2 separate regions of the Homo sapiens genome follow, and region 2 is linked to region 1. A link is an interaction called in ENCODE POLR2A ChIA-PET data of the cell type or tissue named here. Cell type or tissue: GM12878. All regions are shown on one strand. Each heading gives the region's core, and the rest is flanking DNA. Links, peaks and the distances in the headings are about the cores only.

What was found. Peaks named below come from ENCODE experiments on the same cell type or tissue, not always from the same donor. Only the 100,000 strongest peaks of a DNase experiment are listed, where the experiment ranks them.
Region 2: POLR2A ChIA-PET joins it to region 1 with 13 read pairs; 5 of 35 experiments call an interaction of 5 or more read pairs at or near these places.

What each region holds. Positions count from the first base shown.
Region 1 is chr19:6,990,247-7,001,799 of GRCh38, forward strand. It overlaps the pseudogene ADGRE4P. Among named protein-coding and RNA genes, the nearest start is that of MBD3L2B, 25 kb to the right of the region's middle. In GM12878, for the core only: no CTCF peak of the experiment used is centred there; no DNase peak of the experiment used is centred there.
Region 2 is chr19:7,063,937-7,075,489 of GRCh38, forward strand. ZNF557 (zinc finger protein 557) reads left to right here and starts at 5,767. Exons shown (of 8, transcript NM_024341.3): 1 at 5,767-5,837; 2 at 6,626-6,717; 3 at 11,060-11,169. The coding sequence starts at 11,139. In GM12878, for the core only: a CTCF peak has its summit at 3,419; a DNase peak (open chromatin) is centred at 5,405; H3K4me3 peaks cover 1,808 bases; H3K27ac peaks cover 1,147 bases.

The DNA of each region.
Region 1 (11,553 bases), core at 2,240-10,239:
TTTTTTTTTTGAGACAGAGTCTCACTCTGTCATCCAGGGCTGGAGTGCAGTGGCGGAATCTTGGCTCACTGCAACCTCTGCCTTCCAGGTTCAAGTGATTCTCCTGCCTCAGCCTCCAGAGTAGCTAGGATTATGGGCGTCTGCCACCACGCCCGGCTAACTTTTTTTTTATTTTTAGTAGAGACGAGGTTTCACCATGTTGGCCAGGCTGGTTTCAAACTCCTGACCTTAAGTGATCCACCCGTCTTGGCCTCCTAAAGTGCTCTTCACTCTTTCTTGCGTGGCCTCCCCACACCCTCCTTTCCTGGGATCCCCTCCCAAAAAAACTATTTACACACATGAGTCCTTGTTTTCGTTCTGCTTTGGGGCAGCCCAGCCTAACTGACTCAAGAGGAGAGTTTCTACTAGGACAGGCACACGCAGTTATTGCTGGAGAAAATGCCAAATTTGAGGAAGCAAATCAAGCGAGGACACCAGGGGCATGAGGAGAAGGAAAGGGAGTTCTTTGCTCCACTTACCTGAGAGCAGGACCAGGAGGAACCTGCTCCCCATAGCACTGAGACGCCGGGAACAATCTCTCTGAAGCAGGACGTGGTCAGAATGCCTGGAACAAATAAACCTCATGAAATCCAATTTCTGATGGTCCCAAGTTCAGAAGCCCCGTGGCCAGTGCTTATCAAAATGTAAGGCTGAGGCAGGAGAATTGCTTGAAACCAGGAGGCAGAGGTAGCAGTGAGCCGAGATCGCATCACCGCACTCCAGCCCGGGCGACAGAGCAAGACTCCATCTCGAAACCAACAAACCAACAAACCAACCAACAAACAAAAAAAACCCTTTAATCTCTCCCTCTCGTTTGACCCAATAATTCTGCCTCTGGGTAACTCTCTCAAGGAAAACACCCTGCGAGGATGATCTTAGCGTATTTGGTTATAGGGAACAAGTTTATCACCCAACAAATGCTAAAAAAAACGGATGCATCTGAGGAAATATAAGGCTGGAATTTAAAATCCTGTTCTATCGCAGTCGGCAAGATCAAGACTGCAAAACTCCACAGGACAAACTACTCACTTTTTATTTATTTATTATTATTTTTTTTTTACATTGCTGTCATTGATTTGTTTATATTTAATTTTTAAATTCATAAATAATTATATATGCTTATGGGCTATAATATGTTTTGACATTGTGGAATGATTTTTTTTTTTTTTTTGAGATTGAGTCTGGCTCTGTCGCCCAGGCTGGAGGGCAGTGGCGCGATCTCGGCTCACTGCAAGCTCCGCCTCCCGGGTTCACACCATTCTCCTGCCTCAGCCTCCCGAGTAGCTGGGACTACAGGCGCCCGCCACCACGCCCGGCTAATTTTTTGTATTTTTAGTAGAGACAGGGTTTCACCATGTTAGCCAGGATGGTCTCGATCTCCTGACCTTGTGATCCACCCGCCTCGGCCTCCCAAAGTGCTGGGATTACAGGCGTGAGCCACCGCCCCCGGCTGACATTGTGGAATGATTATATCAAGACAATTAACGTATGTATCACCTCACATACCTATCATTTTTCGGTATGAGAACTTTTAAAATCTACTCTTTCAGCCATTTTGAAATACACAATATAGGCCGGGAACAGTGGCTCACACCTTTAATCCCAGCACTTTGGGAGAACGAGGTGGGCGGATCACCTGAGGTCAGGAGTTAAAGACCAGCCTGGTCAACATGGTGAAAATAATATAATATATAATATATTATTAATATATAATATATTATTAATATATAATAAAATTAATATATTAATATAATATGTTAATGTAATACATCAATATATTAATATACTAAATCAATATAATACATTGATATATTAATATAATACATTAATATATTGATATATTAATATAATACATTAATATATTGATATATTAATATAATACATTAATACATTGATATATTAATATAATACATTAATACATTAATATATTAATATAATACATTAATACATTAATATATTAATAAATATTAAATATATATTTAATATATATTTATATAAAAGGTTACTATCTGTTTTAGGAAAATGTTAGCATTCTATATACAATTATCCATATATGCATGTATGTGTATTTATATGTGTATATACAAAATCATACATACAAATGTACAAACATATAAATGCATCAAATGCATGTATATATGTATGATAATTTTGTATTTGCATAAAATATTCCTGGAAGGTACCTAAGAAACTCATAGCATCGGTTGCTTTTGAAAACAAATGTATGCGAGGCTTAATACCTAGGTGATGGATTGATAGGTGCAGCAAACCACCATGGCACATGTTTACCTATGTAACAAACTCGCACGTCCTGCACATATATCTTGGAACTTAAAATAAAGTAAAATTTATTTATTTATTTATTTATTTATTTTGAGACGGAGTCTCACTCTGTCGCCCAGACTGGAGTGCAATGGCCCTATCTCGGCTCACTGCAACCTCCGCCTCCCGGGTTCAAGCGGTTCTCCTACCTCAGCCTCCCCAGCAGCTGGGATAACAGGCACCTGCCACCACGCCTGGCTAATTTTTTGTGTTTTTAGTAGAGACAGGGTTTCGCCATGTTGGCCAGGCTGGCCCTCCTCAGCCTCCCAATCCCAAAATGCTGGGATTACAGGCGTGAGCCACTGCGCTCAGCCGAAAATAAAACAAGATATTTTAAAAAGAGAGAAAGAAAGCAAGTGGCTGGGAAGCCGAGGCAAGGAGACTTTTCAGTTTACCCTCTTCTATCTTTTGAATCTTGAGCCAAGTGAAGATCTTTTCTGTTCAAAACATAAATCATTTCTAACAGAGAAAATAGTGGAAGTACTAGACATTACTATAAATGAGCCTTTCTTACCGTGTCGCCCAGGCTGGAGTGCAATAGCGTTATCTCTTCTCACTGCAAACTCCGCCTCCTGGGTTCAAGCAATTCTCCTGTCTCAGCCTCTCGAGTAGCTGGGATTACAGGCTCCCGCCACTACGCCTGGCTAATTTTTGTATTTTTTAAGTAGAGACAGGGTTTCACCGTGTTGGTCAGGCTGGTCTTGAACTCCTGACCTCAGGTGATCCACCCACCTGGGCCTCCGAAAGTGCTGGGATTATAGGCGTGAGCCACCAAGCCAGGCCTAAATGAGTCTTTCAAAGAAGACTTTAAGGATCATTTTAGTAAGCGTTGGCCTATGGATATCAATTTAAAATGCAGAAAGCACTCTCCTAAGGTAATGTCGGTGGCCAATTGGGGTTTAAGATAAAACCTCCAGTGCACATTAGCAAAGATATTGTGCTCTGCAGATCTGTGAAGCCTTTCAAAGGCGCTGCCAATGATGAGGGAGGCACTGATGGAGAAGATGCTTTAAGTAGTTTGCAGAAAAGTTTCACAAAATGTAAGCAGGAAGGAAAACAACAATTACGTGTAATGCAAACAATCTGATATCACATGCAAAAATAATGTTGTAGGAGGCTATTAGAACAACATAGGGCCGGGCACGGTGGGTCACACCTATAATCCCAGCACTTTGGAGGGCAGAGGCGGGCAGATCACTTGAGGTCAGGAGTTTGAGACCAGCCTGACCAACATGGTGAAACACCGTCTCTATTAAAAACACAAAATTATCCGGGCAATGTGGTGAGTGCCTGTAATCCCAGCTACTTGGGAGGCTGAGACATGAGAATCACTTGAACCTAAGAGGTGGAGGCTGCAGTGAGCTGAGATCAAACCACTGCATTCCAGCCTGGGTGACAGAGCGAGACTCTGTCTCAAAATAAATAAATAAATAAACAACCATAGAAAGTGATTATGACGTAGCATTAGGAGCAAAAGGAGGTTATATTATTCTGTCATTACACATTGTATGCATGTATCAAAATATATCATATGTAACTCATAAATATGTGCCACTATTATGTATCAATACAAAATGTAGGTTATAAAGAAAGTATATTACATGTAAGAGAATCTTAAATGTTAATAGAAGAATGTCAGTATGAGTGATTTTAAATTTCTCTTTTTTCAGCTGTAATTCTAAATTATGTACATTGCCTTAGCAATAAAAATAATATAATGAAGCGTTTTAATAAAAGAGGAAACAAAATAATAATAATAATAATAATTATTATTATTATTATTATTATTTGAGCCAGGGTCTCACTGTGTCACCCAGGCTGGAGTACAGTGGTGCAATCTTGGCTCACCGCAACCTCCACCTCCCAGGTTCAAGCAATTCTCCTGCCTCAGCCTCCCAAGCAGCTGGGATTACAGGCACTTACCATCAAACCCAGCTAATTTTTGTATTTTTAGTAGAGAACGGGTTTCACCATGTTGGCCAGGCAGGTCTCGAACTCCTGACCTCAAGTGATCCACCCACCTCATTATCCCAAAGTGTTGGGATTACAGGCGTGAGCCACCGCACCCGGCCACAAAATTACTTTAAAAACTCTTCTTGGGAGGTCTATACTCCTGCTTTGATATATTCATGCTGCTTTGATCTCTGAGTTTGGAATCTGTTGGGGCTGCCTGTGTGTTTATGTGACAGTTCTCCCTCCATGCTTCACGCACAGTTACTTGCTGGCCATACACTGTCAGATGGCTTTAGAATTTGGTGCACAGGCAAACCTGGGTTTGAATCCCAAATCTACAACTACTAGTTAAGTGGCCCTGAGGTTGTGACTTTACCTCCAAGCCTCTCGTCTGCAAAACGTAGCTAAGAAAGAGCACATATTTTACAGTTTCATGCTGATTCAGTGAGATGACCCTTCAGACCTGCCGGCACATGGTAAGTCCTGAATAAAGCTACCTGTGAAGAGAAGTGGGAAGGATGATGATGGTGGTAGTGGTGGTGGTGGTCGTGGTGGATGTGATAGTAGTGGTCATGATGGTGATGGTAGTGATGGGAGTGGAGATCATAATGATGGTGGAGGTAGTGATGAAGGTGGCAGTGGTGGTGATGGTACTGACAGTGGTTATGATGGTGGACATGATAGTAATGGTGATAGTGATGGTGGCAAAAGTGGTGGTGATGGTGATGGTGGTGACAGTGATGGTGGTGATGGTGATGGTGGTGACAGTGATGGTGGCAAGGGTGATGGTAGTAATCAGGGTGATGGTGGTGATGGTGTCAATGGTGATGGTGGTGGTAATAATGGTGATGGTAGTGATAGGAATGGTGGCAATGGTGATGGTGGTACTAATGGTGATGGTGGTAATGGTGATAGTGGTGATGGTGATGATGATGGTCTTGGTGGTGGTGATGCCAGTGGTAGTAACGGTGATGGTGGTGACGATGACGATAGTGATGGTGGTGCTGATAGTGACGGTGATGACAGTGGTGGTGATGGCAGTGATGGTAATAGCGAAGAGGGACTGCATGGTTGTGGTGATGGTGGCAAGGATGGTGGAAGTGACAGTAATGCTGATGCTGATGATGGTGATGAAAGCGGTCATGGAGATCTCTCATGTCCCTTCCCTGGTGCCAATTGTAATCACAACTTTGCATGCTAAGGACTGACCTTTTACCCAGTGGTAATGAGAATTAACGAGGGTCCTGTGAAGTCCCCACAGGAACACAGTAGTGGCCTAAGAAGACCCATCCCATGGAACCCCCTATTCCCAAGCAGGCAGCTGCACATCATGCACTGGAATCCTCTTGCAAGTCAAATTTTGCTGCAGATGCTTCTCTCACCCCTTCCATTACTGCCTCCTAAAATCACTTACGGAACTTCTACTATGGGCCAAGTGCCTTAAGAACTCTGTGGCTATTATCTTATTGAAAGCTACAACCATCTTGTGATGTAGGTTTCTTTTGAAACGGAGTCTCTCTCTGTCACCCAGTGGTGCGAGCTCAGCTCACTGCAACCTCTGCCTCCCGGGCTCAAGCAATTCTCCTGCCTCAGCCTCCCGAGTAGCTGGGACTACAGGTGTGTACCACCACGCCCGGCTAATTTTTGTATTTTTAGTAGAGACGGGGTTTCACCACGTTGGCCAGGCTGGTCTGGAACTCCTAACCTCAGGTGATCCCCCCACCTTGGTCTCCCAAAGTGCTGGGATTACACGTGTGAGGCACCGCTCCCGGCCATGATGTAGGTCTTATAATTATCTCCTAAGTCTTCAGATGAGGAAATTGAGGTTCAAAACAATGATATCATTTGCTTAAGATTGTGCTGCTAGGAAAATACAAAGCTAAGATTTGGACAATGTCAGCTTGAGTCCAAAGCCCATGCACAACCACCTCACCAAGATCATAAACTCCAGTGTCTACCAAGATCTAGACATGCGACATAAATACATAAGGCCATTGGTGGGACGTAATAAGGACTGTGGGGAACTGGAGACCAAAGGCTATCTAGAGACACCCACACCCACTTTTTCCTTAAATACAGAACCAGGAGACCAACCACTTTCAATCTCTGCAGTAGACAATACTACTTCACTGAAATCAATTTCTGTTGCGGGAATCTTGTGTCCCATTGGTGGAGTTATACTTGATTACTTTCTGGATACCTTTCCTCTTTCAAAATTTGTCTTCTTTTTAGAGTCATGTTGCTCCACCCTTCAAAAAGTCCACTCTAAAATATAACTGGAAAATTCTCAATGAAAAGAACCCCTGTCCAGGTAAGGGCATTTCTTTGCTGAGGCCTGATTTGAAACAAGTTTAACTAAAGTGAGTATTTTGAAAGGAAAAAGGTGGTAAGATTTTTCACAACAGCCGAGGCCTCTAGAGATGCTGATTTGTAGGGGACTTTCGGCCATAACCAATTGTGAGAAAAGAATTTCACATCAGAGAGAAAGAGAGGCAGACACAGAGAACTGAGCCAAGGATCACACACAAAGAAACTCACTGTTTGCAGCGACTGATATTTTATAATTATAGTTGTTTTCATTTCTGCTTGTTGCCTTGTTGGTTGTTACCCACTAAGGTGGTGCCATGGTGGTCGTTACCCACTAAAGAGGACCAGCCTCCTCCTGTGGATCATAACCAGCCGGTTGAAAAAGTTGACATGTAAATCCCTCTGCTTTGGTCATGAATAAAGGACAAAACCCTTCCACCATGATAATGATGATGACTGTGAGGCTGGCATTTAAACACATGTGCTGATGTGTACATTATGGGTGTCAGGTGTATGGAAAAGCTGTTAATTCACCCTACAGACTTAGGAAACTCGCTCATCTTTTTAGATCTTGTTTTCCTTGTTTTTCATAACACGTTCGTTATAAGCTATGTTCATCTTAGACTCTTCTTGAATCTTGATCATTCTAGTTCACCTTAAGCCCCTTTCCACACCATTGCCCCCTTCTTTGTGCGTGATAAGGCATCCCAGCAGGTTTCAGAGTATCACATAACAACACACACACTCCTTGCCCAAGCAGAAGTGGAAAAATGAATGTGAGATAGAAGCCGACATAGCAGCTTTCAAGAAATAAAGTAACCGGACATGTAATGAGGCCTCCTTGAAAATGTTTCCAGAACCAGAATATTTTTCTTAGATTCATGATCACAAGTAAAATATTTCCTATTTTCTATAGGAAGATACTACTTACCCTAAAGATGAAAAGTCCTTGCCTCTCACTGAGTCTGGTAGCTTTTCAGAACTGACAGAAGAGGAAGTACGTCGCTCTTTATCTTGAGCTCCGGTTTCTCAAGGAGTCTTGTGGGTGGACACGGAGGCTGCGTTGTTGTTTGGGGAGTTTGCATAATGCAGGGTCTATTAGTTCTCTTTCCACTGCCGTAATTTAAGTGGTACATTATCATGGTGGACCATATCAAAGTGCCTCAGAAAATGAATGGGGAAATGGTGATGGTGATCAGTGGGAAATGGAGAGGGATAATGGAGAGTGAAGCCAACTTCCAAGGATATGGGTTCAACTTCAAAGAGGTCTTTTTAATTTAATTTTCACTACCAGAGTTGAAGGCCAGAGTGTGGGAAGGAGTCAGCATATCTTTGTATTGCTTCATTTCCTATTCCAGTTGACCAACTTGGGAAAATGACTCATCCATATTCTTGGTTTTTGGGATGGTACCATTGAAGAGAATTACACTGATAGACTTGGCTGATAAGATTTTCAACGGTTTCATTAGGGTGGTATTCTGAAATTGTTGTCTCATTTGTATTAGAAGAATCTTCGTGGCCGGGCGCGGTGACTCACGCCTGTAATCCCAGCCCTTTGGGAGGCCGAGGCGGGCAGATCACGAGGTCAGGAGATCGAGACCATCCTGGCTAACGCGGTGAAACCCCATCTCTACTAAAAATACAAAAAATTAGCCGGGCATGGTGGCGGGCGCCTGTAGTCCCAGCTACTCAGGAGGCTGAGGCAGGAGAATGGCGTGAACCCGGGAGGCGGCGGAGCTTGCAGTGAGCGGAGATTGCGCCACTGCACTCTAGGCTGGGCGACAGAGCGAGATTCTATCTCAAAAAAAAAAAAAAAAAAAAAGAAGAAGAATCTTCGTAAGATCCAGCATGAATATGGCAAATATGCCCTAATTTGGCAAGTCCAAATACACATCAAGCAATTTACTTCTTGTCTTGATTTTATTACATATATGAAACGTGGTCTTATTATCCCTAACGTTAACACCTTCATCTTTCTGTTTTCCATTTATTTTTATAAATTCATGAGTAAATGCAATAAATTATGCAAATAATAACATAGATATGGCTGGATAGCTGGGCTGGTAATCACCTCCTCCATGTACCACTCAAAATGTTTGCTGCATCATCTTTTTTTTTTTTGGGATGGAGTTTCTTTTGCTCTTGTCACCCAGGCTGGAGTGCAATGGCACAATCTTGGCTCACTGCAACCTCTGCCTCCCGGGTTCAAGCGATTCTCCTGCCTTAGCCTCCCCAGTAGCTGGGATTACAGGCACACACCGCCACGCCCAGCTAATTTTTGTGTTTTTAGTAGAGACGGGATTTCCTCCATGTTGGCCAGGCTGGTCTCGAACTCCTAACCTTAGGTGATCCGCCTGCATCGGCCTCCCAAAGTGTTGGGATTACAGACGTGAGCCACCGCGCCCAGCCTGCTGCATCATCTTTTAAATGACAAATGAAAGACGGATTAAGCCTGCCATTGTCAGCTGTACTGAAGACAAAATTGTCTGCATGTAAAACTGAAATGCCTAAACCCAAAGGAAGTCCCTGAAATTCTGAGCATTCTGTGTGCTCATAGTCCAATTCTGCACGCGATAGATTGCACCATGGGATGGAAGAATTCTCTATCTTTAAGTGTAGTCTCTGGCTCTAATCTTGGCCATGTGACTGGCTTTGGCCAATGAAACAACAGCTAACAGGATGCAAAAAAAAAATGCTAGCCTGCTGGAGTGTAAGAGGCCATGTTGAAGAAACCAAGGCTTGATAGACAATAATTCATCACTTTGGTTGCCAATCTGCCGATCACCACATGTGTGGGTAAGGCCGTGTCAGATCATCTATTCAACCAGCATACCCACCAACTGATAAACACGTATGAATGGAACAAACAAGCCAGCTCAGATCTGAAGAATGACCACAGAATCATGAATTAAATGAAATAGTTGTTATTTTAAGAAAAAAAAAATTCAATGGGGAGAGGATGGTTTGTTATACACCCAAGGCCAACTGAGACACTTCCCAAGGTGTCCTGGAATAGGTTATTTGCACTCTTGTTGTCAGACATGGTATTATTTAACTCTACCTCCCAACCACAGCTGATTGGAACATGGATTGGTCCATATGGCAAACAACAACTTATGAGATGGCCAAGAAGATAAGTGTACCTTCAAACAGTTCTGTATATTGAATATTGACTGACCAATCCATTCAGACTGTGTCTCTCTTGAGGGATCTGAATAAGTCCCAGAAAGGGATACAGACAGCAGCGTGACTCATGAGCTGCAATGAACAAATTAAGAAACAACAAAAGCAGAAGCCGTTGGATAGGAGAATCTGTTGATGACCTTCCTCTCCAATCTCTACGTTGGGTATCTCACCTTGCCTCGGTAGAGCAGTACAGTACACTGTCACCGTCAGAGAAACCAGCCCATTTCAAAACCCAAGGAGCAAATGTTCGGTCTAGGAACGTTTGATATGGCCTGGTCATTTCCCAAACTTTAACAAGCATTTAACAATTCACTTTGGGCAATTGTGAGAAACACCTGTTCTCCATCCTTCTGCAACCGGCCCTGTGCATTAAGAGGTTTCCCTGTATGTTCTGGATCATGAGGCACTTGTGTACTCTGCTGTGAAGCTGGATTTGACCAGGGTTAGCCCCGGAAGAAGAAAAGACAGCTGATGCAGCTAGAGATGGGGTGTTTACTTCTCTAGCTTCCTCTTCCCTGCCAGCATTGCACATTTGGACAGAGGTTGGGTTTTTCTGCTGTAGGCTAAAGCCCTTTCCAGGTTCTTATAAATGCTCCCTGCCTTCATGCCTTCAAGCCAACGAGTGGTTGGCTTCCCACATTGCTAATCCCAGGGTGCCATTAGCAATGGCACCCACAATCCCATTGGATTACCCACATTGCTAATCCCAGGGTGCCTCACCATCCTCTGTTGATTTCCCTTAGCCCTACCCTCACCTAAATAAACAGTCCTTTCATTAAACCCTCCTCATTTAACTCATTTGAGTGGGCAGCTGTTTCTCCCCATGTCACCAATTAATACACACTTTGGTCCTGATTCTGCTTATTCTAGCTTTCTTATCAACTGTCATAGAAGAGGAAACCCTTATTTCAAGAAAAGAAGAAAACACCATTCTTTGACCAACATGTGGAACTGAACCACAAAACACAAATATCACTTCCTCCTTTGCCAATCATTTAAGAGGAATTGTTTCTCAGCAAACTTCCCATGCCTTGAAATAGTGGTGTTCAGTATGTGAATTGGCTGGAAATATGGCGTAGGTGGTCCACTTGGAAAGAATGGGATATAGGAATCAGAGCTTAGAACCTGGGCTCTGTCAGAATGGCAGCCCAGACTTGATGCCTAAAAGGTCATGTTCAGTGGCTCGTACGTATGATCTTTCTTGCCAGTTCACTGGACACCAATGGAATTATGCCCTTAGATAATATTGTCACCTTTGTTTCTAACAAACCTCTTATGCTAAGTGTGCTTGGTGCCTGAGATGGTATTAAAACATGTCCCCACACTTTCTGACATTCTTTTCTGGAGAGCTGAAGTCTATGTCTTATCTCCTTGTATCTGGGCTTTGTAACTTCTTAACTAATAGAACTGACAATAGAAAATAACTCTATGCATCTTACAGGACCAGATCTTATCTTAAGACAGTAGTAGCTTCTTTTTTTTTTTTTTTTTTTTTTTTTTTGAGACGGAGTCTTGCTCTGTCGCCCAGGCTGGAGTGCAGTGGCATGATCTTGGCTCACTGCAACCTCCCCCTCTCGGGTTCAAGCGATTCTCCGCTTCAGCCTTCCAAGCAGCTGGGACTACAGGCGCTTGCCACCACCCCCGGCTAATTTTTGTATTTTTAGTAGAGATGGGGTTTCACCATGTTGGCCAGGCTGTCTCAAACTCCTGACCTCATGATCCACCCGCCTCAGCCTCCCAAAGTGC
Region 2 (11,553 bases), core at 1,663-9,662, 73 kb after region 1:
GAAGGGGTCTCACAATGTTGCCCAGGCTGGAGTGCAGTGGCATGTGGTATGATCATGGCTCACTGTAGTCTTAACCTCCTGAGCTCAGGTGATCTTCCTGCCTCAGCCTCCCAAGGAACTGTGACTACAGGCGCATGCCACCACACCTGGCTAATTTTTGTATTTTGGGTTTTTTTGGTAGAGATGGGGTCTCACTATGTTGCCCAGCCTGGCCTCAAACTGTTGGCCCCAAGTGATCCTCCCGCCCTGGCCTCCCAAACTGCTGAGATTACATGTGTGTGCCCAGTCAACATTATTAACAATAGCAAGGATGGGAATAAAACAGAACGTGCAGTGGATGCTGTGAGTCTCGACCCAGAGTCCTGTCCATGGCCAATGCCTCCATCCCCCAGCTGCTGAGAATACTGACTGCTGACAGTTCATAGCTGTGTGCCTTACTGGAAACATCAGGATTACAGGACGCCAGGAATTCCGCAACACAGAGAAGTACCCCATCCTAGAATATGACTTTCTCAGGGGCATCCAGAGACCAGGCTCACACCTATAATCCCAGCAATTTGGGAGGCCAAGGCGGGCAGATCACCTGAAGTCGGGAGTTTGAGACCAGCCTGACCAACATAGAGAAATCCCGTCTCTACTAAAAATACAAAATTAGCGGGCGTGGTGGTGCAGGCCTGTAATCCCAGCTACTTGGGAGGCTGAGGCAGGAGAATCGCTTGAACCCGGAAGGCGGAGGTTGTGGTGAGCTGAGACGGCGCCATTACAAACAAACAAAAAACCAAAACAAAACAAAAAAACCAGAGACCAATGACTGTCAGATGCTAGAGATACAAAGAGAAAATTTACTAAAGAATTTACTTCTGCCTTTCACACCAAAAGAGAGAAATCTCTGGTTTCCAACACTTCCTCAAGACAGTGAACCCTTTCCAATACACAGAAGACTTTTACTTTAGTAAATTCTGGATTGACCTTTTTTTTTTTTTTCCTACTTGCTGGATCGCAAGGTGGAAGAATTGTGGAGCTTGCCCATCAAATTCTGCCACTGCACTCCAGCCTGGGTGACAGAGGAGACTTGGTCTCAAAAATAAAAATAAATAATAAATGTATACATTTTGATGGGTTTGGACATATGCACACACTTATGGTGCCACCACCACAATCGAGGTACTAAATATATTCATTCATGTCATGCCCTTTTCAAAGTACAAGGACCAGGTCAGGAGCAGTGGTGGCTCATGCCTGTAATCCCAGCACTTTGGGAGGCCAAGGCAGGAAGATTGCTTGAGGCCAGGAGTTCAAAACCAGCCTAGGCAAAATAGCAAGAGCCTGTCTCCATAAAAAAGAAAAGAAAAAGAAAAAAATGAAAAATTAGCTGGGCATGGTGGCATACACCTGTAATCTCACCTACTCAGGAGGTCGAGGTGAGCAGATCACTTGAGGCTAGGAGTTCAAGACCAGCTGGATAACATAGCAAGACCCTATGTCTACAAAAATGTTTTAAATTAGCCAGATGTGGTGGTGTGCACCTGTAGTCCTAGCTCTTCAGGAGGCTGAGGCAGAAGGATCACTTGAGCCCAGAAATTCGAGGCTACAGTGAGCCATGATGGAGCCACTGCACTCCAGCCTGAGCAGCAGAGTGAGAGATCCTGTCTCAAAAATATATATATTATTACTGTTAGTAAAATTAGAAATTAGATGGTAAATTAAACTTTCTAACATTAATTTTTATAGGTTATAAATTTTTATAGGTATGCATCCATCTCTGTCTAGATATTAAATCTGATTTATTCGGCTGGGTCCACTGGCTCACGCCTGTAATCCCAGCACTTTGGGAGGCCGACGCAGGTGGATCACCTGAGGTCAGAAGTTCAAGACCAACCTGAGCAACATGGTAAAACCCTGCCTCTTTTTAAAAAATTAAAAAAAAAAAAAGACTACATAATATGACTATGTGTTAGTAGATGAGTGATTAAATAAATTTTGGTACAGCAATTAATTGGAATATCATACCACTTATTTAAGACTTGGCTAAACACTCATATCTACCTGGAAAAAAGTCCATGGTCTGTTAATTTTTTAAAGTAATCTCCAGAATAATTAGTATATAGTATTATAGTATTTTTAAAAACTATTTTAAAACTCTCAATATAGGAATATATATTGTGATAAAATGCTTTTTCTAGTATTTATGTAGTAAATTATATTATTACATGTCTTAAGTTTAATTTTTTGTAGAGCAAGGACTATAGTAATGGTCACCTCAAAGTCAAATTAGAGAAGGGAAAGGGAGTTTTATCTTATTTTTTACTTTAATTTTTTTTTTTGAGATGGAGTTTCACTCTTGTTGCCCAGTCTGGAGTGCAATGGCGTGATCTCGGCTCACTGCAACCTCTGCCTCCCAGGTTCAAGCAATTCTCCTGCCTGAGCCTCCCGAGTAGCTGAGATTACAGGCACCACACCCGGCTAATTTGTTTTGTAATTTTAGTAGAGACAGGGTTTCATCATGTTGGCCAGGCTGGTTTCGAGCTCCTGACCTCAAGTGATCCACCCACCTCTGCCTCCCAAAGTGCTGTGATTACAGGCATGAGCCACCACACCCGGGAAAGGGAGTTTTGAATTGTGTTTTACATACTCCATATTTGTGAGAATGAGCATATATTATTTTATTAATTTTAAAAATCTAATTAAAAACTTTTAAATAAAACAACATTAAGAACTATGAAATGTAGGGGCCAACCCCACAGGGTCAGTGGGTTTTTCTCCCTGTGTGTGGAGACAAGAGATTGTAGAAATAAAGACAAAGAGATAAAAGAAAAGACAGCTGGGACTGGGGGACCACTACCACCAAGATGCAGAGACTGGTAGAGGCCCTGAATGCCAGGCTGTGCTGATATTTATTGGATATAAGAAAAAGGAGCAGGGTAAGGAGTGTGAGCCATCTCCAATGATAGGTAAGGTCACGTGGGTCACGTGTCCACTGGACAGGGGGCCCTTCCCTGCCTGGCAGCCGAGGCAGAGAGAGAGAGGGAGAGAGAGAGACAGTTTACGCCATTATTTCTGCATATCGGAGACTTTTAGTACTTTCACTAATTTTGCCACTGCTATCTAGAAGGCAGAGCCAGGTGTACAGGATGGAACATGAAAGAGGACCAGGAGTGTGACCACTGAAGCACAGCATCACAGGGAGACCGTTAGGCCTCCAGATAACTGCAGGCGAGCCTGATTGATGTCAGGCCCTCCACAAGAGGTGGAGGAGTAGAGTCTTCTCTAAACTCCCCTGGGGAAAGGGAGACTCCCTTGCCCCGTCTGCTAAGTAGCGGGTGTTCTTCCTTGATACTGACACTACCGCTAGACCAAGGTCCGCTTGGCAACAGGCGTCTTCCCAGCCGCTGGCGTTACCGCTAGACCAAGGAGGCCTCTAGTGGCCCTGTCCGGGTATAACAGAAGGCTCGCACTCGTCTTCTGGTCACTTCTTACTATGTCCCCTCAGCTCCTATCTCTGTATGGCCTGGTTTTTCCTAGGTTATGATTGTAGAGTTAGGATTATTATAATATTGGAATAAAGAGTAATTGCTACAAACTAATGATTAATGCTATTCACATATAATCATATCTATGATCTGTATCTAGTATAACTATTCTTATTTTATATATTTTATTATACTGGAACAGCTCATGCCCTCGGTCTCTTGCCTCGGCACCTGGATGGCTTGTTGCCCACAATGAAATATGAAAAATTTAGCACACAGATCACCATATGTTTCCTCATCTATAAATAGTGATAGATAGTAACACCTTCCTTATAGGTCTCTGTGAAAATATTTAGGGATAATGTATGTAAAACTGTTTATTACCAGGCAGGTTGGAAAGTAATGTCCCATTCATTTGTCCACTAGGATGGCCATAGGGTTTTTGGTTTTTTTTCCTTTTAATTCTTGAATTCCAGAGTCTTCAAATACATTCCATTGTTGTAAAGTGAATCATATTCACATTTTTTCCCTAGAGTTTAGCGATTCCTTTTGCATACAAATTCAGGCTGTATGTGTTCACACATAGATCTCAAATAACATCTTAATTTTCACAACGAAAAGCTCCCTTCCTCACCCTGTAGCCTGGCTCCTAGAAGCAACTTTTTTTTTTTTCTGATAGTAATTACATATTTGTAAGTTAGGTATTTATACTGCTTTTTCATTTATCAGCTTTAAACTATATTGAATTACTTTCTTCTCCGAAACAATTAGCACATAACTCTTACGTACTGTAAAACTAATTTTCCTCACCAAACATAATCATTTAAGGAATCTGGATAAATCAAAATTCAATGTTTATCATTTTATGACATCAATATTTACCATTTGTAGCATCTAAACCTTAGCCAGACATGTAACAAGTAGTATGTCATTAATAATTTTTTCTCATTTTTTCTTTTGATCTCTTAAATTTTAAAATTTCCTTTTTTATTTCTTCCTATGAATCCAACACCTATTTTCTCCACCAGAAATGTAGTTCTCTTTTCAGTAGATCCAGATGTGCACTAGACAATTAATCAGCTTTGGCTTTCACTTGGAGACATCCCTCCCTAGTCCTCCCTCCCCTCGTCCCCCTCTGGATGGGAGAAATATGCATACATGATCCCATTTTTGAAAGAAATTAGGAAGCTCAAAATCACACAAAAAGGCTGGGTGTGGTGTGGCTCACACCTGTAATCTCAGCACTTTGGGAGGCCGAAGTGGGGTATGACTTGAGGCCATGAGTTCTAGACCATCCTGGGCAACACAGACCTCCTCTCTACAAACAAATACAAAAATAGTCAGGCTTGGTAGTGTGGGAGGCCCGGGTGGAAGGATGGCTTGAGCTCAGGAGGTCGAGGCTGCAGTGAGCTATGATTGCACCACTGCACTCCAGCCTGGGCCACAGAGTGAGACCCTGTCTCAAAACAAACAAACGAAAAGCCACACACACACACACACACACACACGCCCTAAATGTGTGGCTATATCATTTTAACAGGCGGTGAATGTGGAGAAATGACTGAAGAAAACTTTAAAGAGTTCATTTTGCATCCTGCTACCTGAACAGTTTTAAAATCCACAAAAAGCCCTACACCCAAAAACTGACCTCCACCAAGTCTTGTCCTCTCAGCCTACTAGCTCAACCCCATTCCATGCCCCACCACTGCCTTATCTTGTCCACATACTCGCCCACCAAACCTGGTATTAACCCACAGCAAGATCCGCCCATCAAACCTAATGCCCGCCCACAACCTCGCCCCGGAACTTAGTCTCTGTCCTGACAGCCCCGCCCCCATGCCTGGTACCGCCCACGGTCCCGCCCCAGAACTTCTCCCCACCCCCGGAGCTGATCTCCACCCACACTCAGCCCTGCCTCCAGGCCTGGTACCGCCCACAGCCCCGCTCCAGAGTTGGTCCCCGCCCCCGGAACTGGTCCCCGTCAACACTCAGGCCCGCCTCCAGGCCTGGTACCGCCCACAGCCCCGCTCAAGAGCTAGTTCCGCCCCCAACCCTGCCACAGACCCGCGCCAGGACGACCCTGCCTCCGCGGCTGTCCCTAGCCAGGGCCCAACCTGGTTCTATTAATAACTAAGCAAACTAGAACACCTCAGCCGGAGGCTGGGGTGCGCGGCTGCTGCACCTGCAGCCTGAACCCGGGGGTCCTGACACGCCGCATTTTGGGCTGGGACCAGCTGGAGCCGGAAGCGGAGGTGCAGTGTGGCTAGCCGGAGACCGGAAGCGGAAGCGCGCTTGTGTCTTGTGAGAAGAGCCGCGCTTGCAGCGTCTGGGAGAATCTTTCGGTCTCCGCGAGAGGTGCTTCATTCCGTGAGTCCGAGTCCAGAGAGGGGCCCCAGCCGCGGGCCTGCGTCCCTCCCGGGAGCCGGGTTTCCGCCCCTGAGGCCTCGGGCTGTGCGCTCAGTTAAGCCCGAAGCTGCTGTTTCCTCCGGTGTCCGGGCCCCGCGCCCCTGTCATCCTCACTCTGTCGTCCTCACCCTGTCGCCCTCACCCGGGGCGATTCTGCGCCCCAGGGGACTTTTGGCTATAGTTGGAGACGGTTTGGGATGTCACAAAATGGAGGGTAGGAGGGACTGTGCTACTACTGTAATCTAGAGGGTGGAGGCCAGGGATGCTAGCAGCTCAGCATCCTGCAGCGCGTAAAGCAGCCGCCGCCAGCAAAGACTCATCCAGCCCCAAATGTCATTAGTGCCCAGGTTGGGAAACCCTGCTGGAGGGCATTAAAATCTCTGCAGTCCTGAATACACTGTAGAAATTATTTAGAATTCAGCCGAGTCCACTTATAAGGCCTAAAGTGACGAATTTAAAGCATCTGGAGTCACCATACAATCTCCAGCCAAATGAGTTAAGCAAGTCAGATGAAAACAGCTTTAAGCTTCTTGTCCCATTTTAGGGACCAGATGGCTGGATAGGAATCTGGTGAATTCAGGCACAGCCAGTAGCCTGGGTTCTTATTCTTTAAATCAATTTTTTTTAAGTGAATGGGGTGGTCTTTCTATGCAACAACTGTATTAGTCTCAGTAAATACATTTTACTATACGTACATATTACTCCCTACAAAAGGCCTCATAAGCGATTTTTGTGCCCTTTTTATTTAGACGAAAAAAGTATAATTCAAGCTCAGATTTGTGTTGAAACCAGCCTCAAGTTTCACCTATCCTCACTGATCCGTGGACTTCTGTATGATCAGGTAGGTACCGTGTAGAACCTGCAAGTTGCAAGACTCCACTGTGTAGAAAACCTGTGAATGGATTTTTCCTGTGTTCAGGTTGTAAACACAAGGACTCACTAACAGTGAGGGTATTTTTTTTTTTTTTTTTGAGACAGAGTCTCACTCCGTTGCCCAGCCTGGAGTGCAGTGGTGCGATCTCAGCTCATTGCAACATCTGCCTCCCAGGTTCAAGCAGTTCTCCTGCCTCAGCCTCCCAAGTAGCTGGAATGACAAGGGTGCACCACCACGCCCAGCTAATTTTTGTATTTTTAGTAAAGATGGGGTGTTGCCATGTTGGCCAGGCTGGTCTCGAACTCCTGACTTCAGGTGATCCACCCACCTCGGCCTCCTAAAGTGCTGGGATTACAGGTGTGAGCCACGAGTGAGGGTATCTTAAAAATTATTTGTTTGATGCCTTATATTCAAGAGAAGGATACTAAGGGGTGTGTGATAATGTGTGTCAAAATAAGTCAGTAAATACAGCTATATGCAAATCAGTACACAAAACATGTAAACACTATTTAAAAGTTTTTTTTTCAACCTTCCAAGACATCTCAATTTTTCTTTTATTTTTTTCTTTTCCTAACAGGCCTGCCAGCCTGTAGACTTATGCTGTATAATAAGGTAGCTGCTGGTCCATGCGGTTGTTTTAATTTAAATGTAGACCAATTAAGATTCCATAAAATTTTAAATTCAGCTTCTCAGTCGCACTAACCACATTTCAAGTGCTTGACAGCGACATGTGGTTAATGCCCCTATTGAACAGCAAAGATTAAGATCATTTCCATCATCCCAGAAAGCCCTGCTGGGCGGCATTGTTCTAGTCTCTTCCCATCTGTCCATTGCAATGAAGCCAGAACGGCTATTGTAAAAGATAATTTGTGGCCAGGAGCAGTGGCTCAAGCCTGTCTGTAATCCCAGAACTTTGGGAGGCCGAGGTAGGTGGATCACCTGAGGTCAGGAGTTCAAGACCAGCCTGGCCAACAGGGTGAAACCCCGTCTGTACTAAAAATATATAAATTAGCTGGGTGTGGTGACTCTCTTGAGCCTGGGAGGCGGAGACTGCAGTGAGCCAAGATGGCACCGCTGCACTTCAGCCTGGGCAACAGAGCAAGACTGCATCTCAAAAAAAAAAAAAAAAAAAAAAAAAGCTGGGCATGGTGGCTCACGCCTGTAATCCCAGCACTTCGGGAGGCCAAGGCAGGCAGATCACGAGGTCAGGAGATCGAGACCATCCTGGCTAACGTGGTGAAACCCCGTCTGTACTAAAAATACAAAAAAAAAAAAAAAGATTACCCGGGCGTGGTGGCAGGCGCCTGTAGTCCCAGCTACTCGGGAGGCTGAGGCAAGGGAATGGCATAAACCCGGGAGGTGGAGCTTGCAGTGAGCCGAGATCATGCCAGTGCACTCCAGCCTGGGTGACAGAGCGAGACTCCGTCTCAAAAAAAAAAAAAAAAAAAAAAATACAGCCAGGCACAGTGGCTCACACCTGTAATCCCACCACTTTGGGAGGCTGAGGTGGGCAGATCGCCTGAGGTCAGGAGTTCGAGACCAGCCTGGCCAACATGGCAAAACACTGTCTCTACTAAAAATACAAAAATTAGCTGGGCATGGTGGTGGGCACCTATGATCCCAGCTACTCGGGAGGCTGAGGCAGACAGAATTGCTTGAACCCAGGAGGCGGAGGTTGCAGTGAGCCGAGATCTCACCATTGTACTCCAGCCTGGGTGACAGAGCAAGACTGTCTCAAAATAAATACATAAAGATAAATTTGCTTTAGTCACTCGCCTGCCTGAAAAGCCTTTGCTGGCTCTCCACTGCCTCTCATGTTCAAACTCCTCACCACTCTTTATAATACCTTTCAAAATACAACCTTTCCCGTGCACTCTGGCCCCTTATTTGTCCACATGCTCCAAACTGTGAACTTGGCTTCCTAAGCAGCTTGCTTTCCTGCCTCTGCACGTGCACTTTCCACTGAGCAAGACCCTACCTCGACTCTCAAGACTCAATTCAAATGTTCTTAGTGTTTTTCCTTCCAAGGCTTCCCAGTCCCCTTCTTCCCAGATCCTGGGTTGGATGCCATGTGCCCCTCTGCCATATCACATATCACTCTGAAATGCAGCAGCAGGTCTGTGTGTGTGTCCTGCTCCCAGAAAGCCAGTTCTTAGATGACAGGGATCTTCCTCCCCTCCATCTCCAGCACCCAGCTGGGGGCAGGTATCAATAAAACGTGAATGAGGGGTCAACGTCGGGACCCTAGGGCTGCAGAAGGGATTTGAGAGGAATAACTGGGTGAGGAAATGCTATGCCTGGTTTGGACTTGGGAGGGAAGAGGGGGCGACCCACCAGGGGCTCACCTGTGCAGAGTTCTCTTCTCTACCGTTTGTGCAACACAGCTGCTGGAAGAGCCCACTCACAAACAAGTATAAATACATGGAACTGTAGAGAAATAATACAGATATTTGTTTTTTTGGTTTTTTTTGTTTTTTTTTTTTTGAGATGGAGTCTTACTCTCACCCAGGCTAGAGTGCAGTGGCATGATCTGGTCTCACTGCAACCTCTGCCTCCTGGGTTCAAGCGATTCTCCTGCCTCATCCTCCCAAGTAGCTGGGATTACAGGCACCCACCACCATGCCCAGCTAATTTTTTAAATATATTTTTAGTAGAGACAAGGTTTCACCAACTTGGCCAGGCTGTTCTTGAACTGCTGACCTCAGGTGATCCGCCCACCTCGGCCTCCCAAAGTGCTGGGATTGCAGGCGTGAGCCACTGTGCCTGGCTATAATACAGATTTTCTTGCATGTCATAATACTAAAACTTTCAGGCTTTTACATATAAGTACAAATATATAAACTTTTCACATGTATATGTGAATTTTGGGGGTTCTGTTAACACCACAGAGACCAGATGTCAGAGACACTTGGCAGCTATATTAACTGGAGGGTGGGGGCTGTGAGGCTGCAGGCAGGAATGGGAAAGAGCCTCCCATCTCTGCTTGGCTCCAAGTACCAGCGAACAACTGGCCTGTGGGGAATGGCTCTCCATTCAGTCCTCTCCCAATCCTTCTCTCCCCGGAGATTGGGGGTATGGGGGTCACCCAGGATAAATTCCCTGGGCAAGAGATCTAGAAGGAAGCCAGGGCCTGAATGCTACATCTCAATACAAATTCCTAGAGAGACTGAGTGGCCCTGCCTTCCATGAATAGCCAGCACCGTCCACCCTCTACAGCTCTGTTTTGTCTACCTGGCCCAAACTCTTACAAGTCTCTAACTGCAGACAGCGCCTGCCCCCGCCCCCACCAACCCCTCCCACACACACCCTTGACCACTTTTTTTTTTTTTTTCCAAATGGAGTGTTGCTCTGTTGCCCAGGCTGGAGTGCAATGGTGCAATCCCGGCTCACTACAAGCTCTGCCTCCCAGGTTCACGCCATTCTCCTGCCTCAGCCTCCCAAATAGCTGGGATTCCAGGTGTGTGCCATCACGCCCAGCTAATTTTTTATTTTTATTTTTTTAGTAGAGATGGGGTTTCACCATGTTAGCCAGGATCGTCTCGATCTCCTGACCTCGTGATCCGCCCGCCTCGGCCTCCCAAAGTGCTGGGATTATAGACAGGAGCCACCGCGCCTGGCCAGCCGCTTTCATCTTTGTGTGTATATACACACACACACACACACACACACACAGCCCTTCTTTTCTCATAAAAAAGGAAACATTCCATATATGCTATTTGGTACTTTTTTTTCCCCTTAAATTTACTGACGATAATAACCTCTATTGATATCTAGAGATCTTCTCTCTTTTTTTTTTAATGGGTGCACTGTAATGCCACAGTGAATAATCTTACACAACTTTTACATTTGTGTATCTTACAGATCGATTCTTAGAAGTTGCAGGAACCTAGGGTCTCTGATAGAAAATGGCTGGAGCTCTGCTGGGCTGGCATGAGAGTGGGGAGTGGGGAGGAGGAAATCAACTGAAATGAGGGGTAGTGACATCTGAGCTGGGTGAGGTGGAAACCAGGAGGAGGGGGTGGTCAAGGCAGATCACAGGCTGGAGAGGGGGTGACCGAGGCAGGGCACGGGCTGGAGGGGGGTGACCGAGGCAGGGCACGGACTGGAGGGGGGGTGTGACCGAGGCAGGGCACGGGCTGGAGAGGGGGTGACCGAGGCAGGGCACGGGCAGGAGGGGGGGTGACCGAGGCAGGGCACGGGCAGGAGACGGGGTGACCGAGGCAGGGCACGGGCAGGAGACGGGGTGACCGACGCAGGGCACGGGCTGGAGGGGGTGACCGAGGCAGAGTGTTCCCCCCATTTCTTCCAGGGTGCTGTCCTGAGAGCGCTGCGGGATAAAGGAGGAGCGTCCTGCTTCCCGGCTGCCCTGTTGCTGTCGGAGTCACAGGATGGCGGCTGTCGTCCTGCCCCCAACTGCCGGTGAGTCATGGGGTCCTGGCAGTTCTCAGAGTCCAGGCTTGAAAGGTCCTGACCCACAGCATGGGATGGGAGGGGGTTGGGCAGAGCAGGTGAGGCAGGAGTGGAGCCCCAGGGGCCCAGAGGTCCTCCGTGTCTGATCGGGCGGCTCTTGGGACTTGGGACTTAGGCATTTGGGTGTCTGTGGATGTCACCTGTGTGGTGAATGTGCTGGAGCTTTTGAATTCTCCCTTCAGTTCTTTCTGTGAACCTGATAAAAACACAGTGACGCCCTCGGAACTTCAGTTTCCTCATCTGTGAAGTGGGAATAATCCCTTCCCCAAGTGCAGTCAGACCTTAAGCCCTGTTTCCTGGCGTGGATGCGGCAGGGCCATGCTCTGGTTTCCT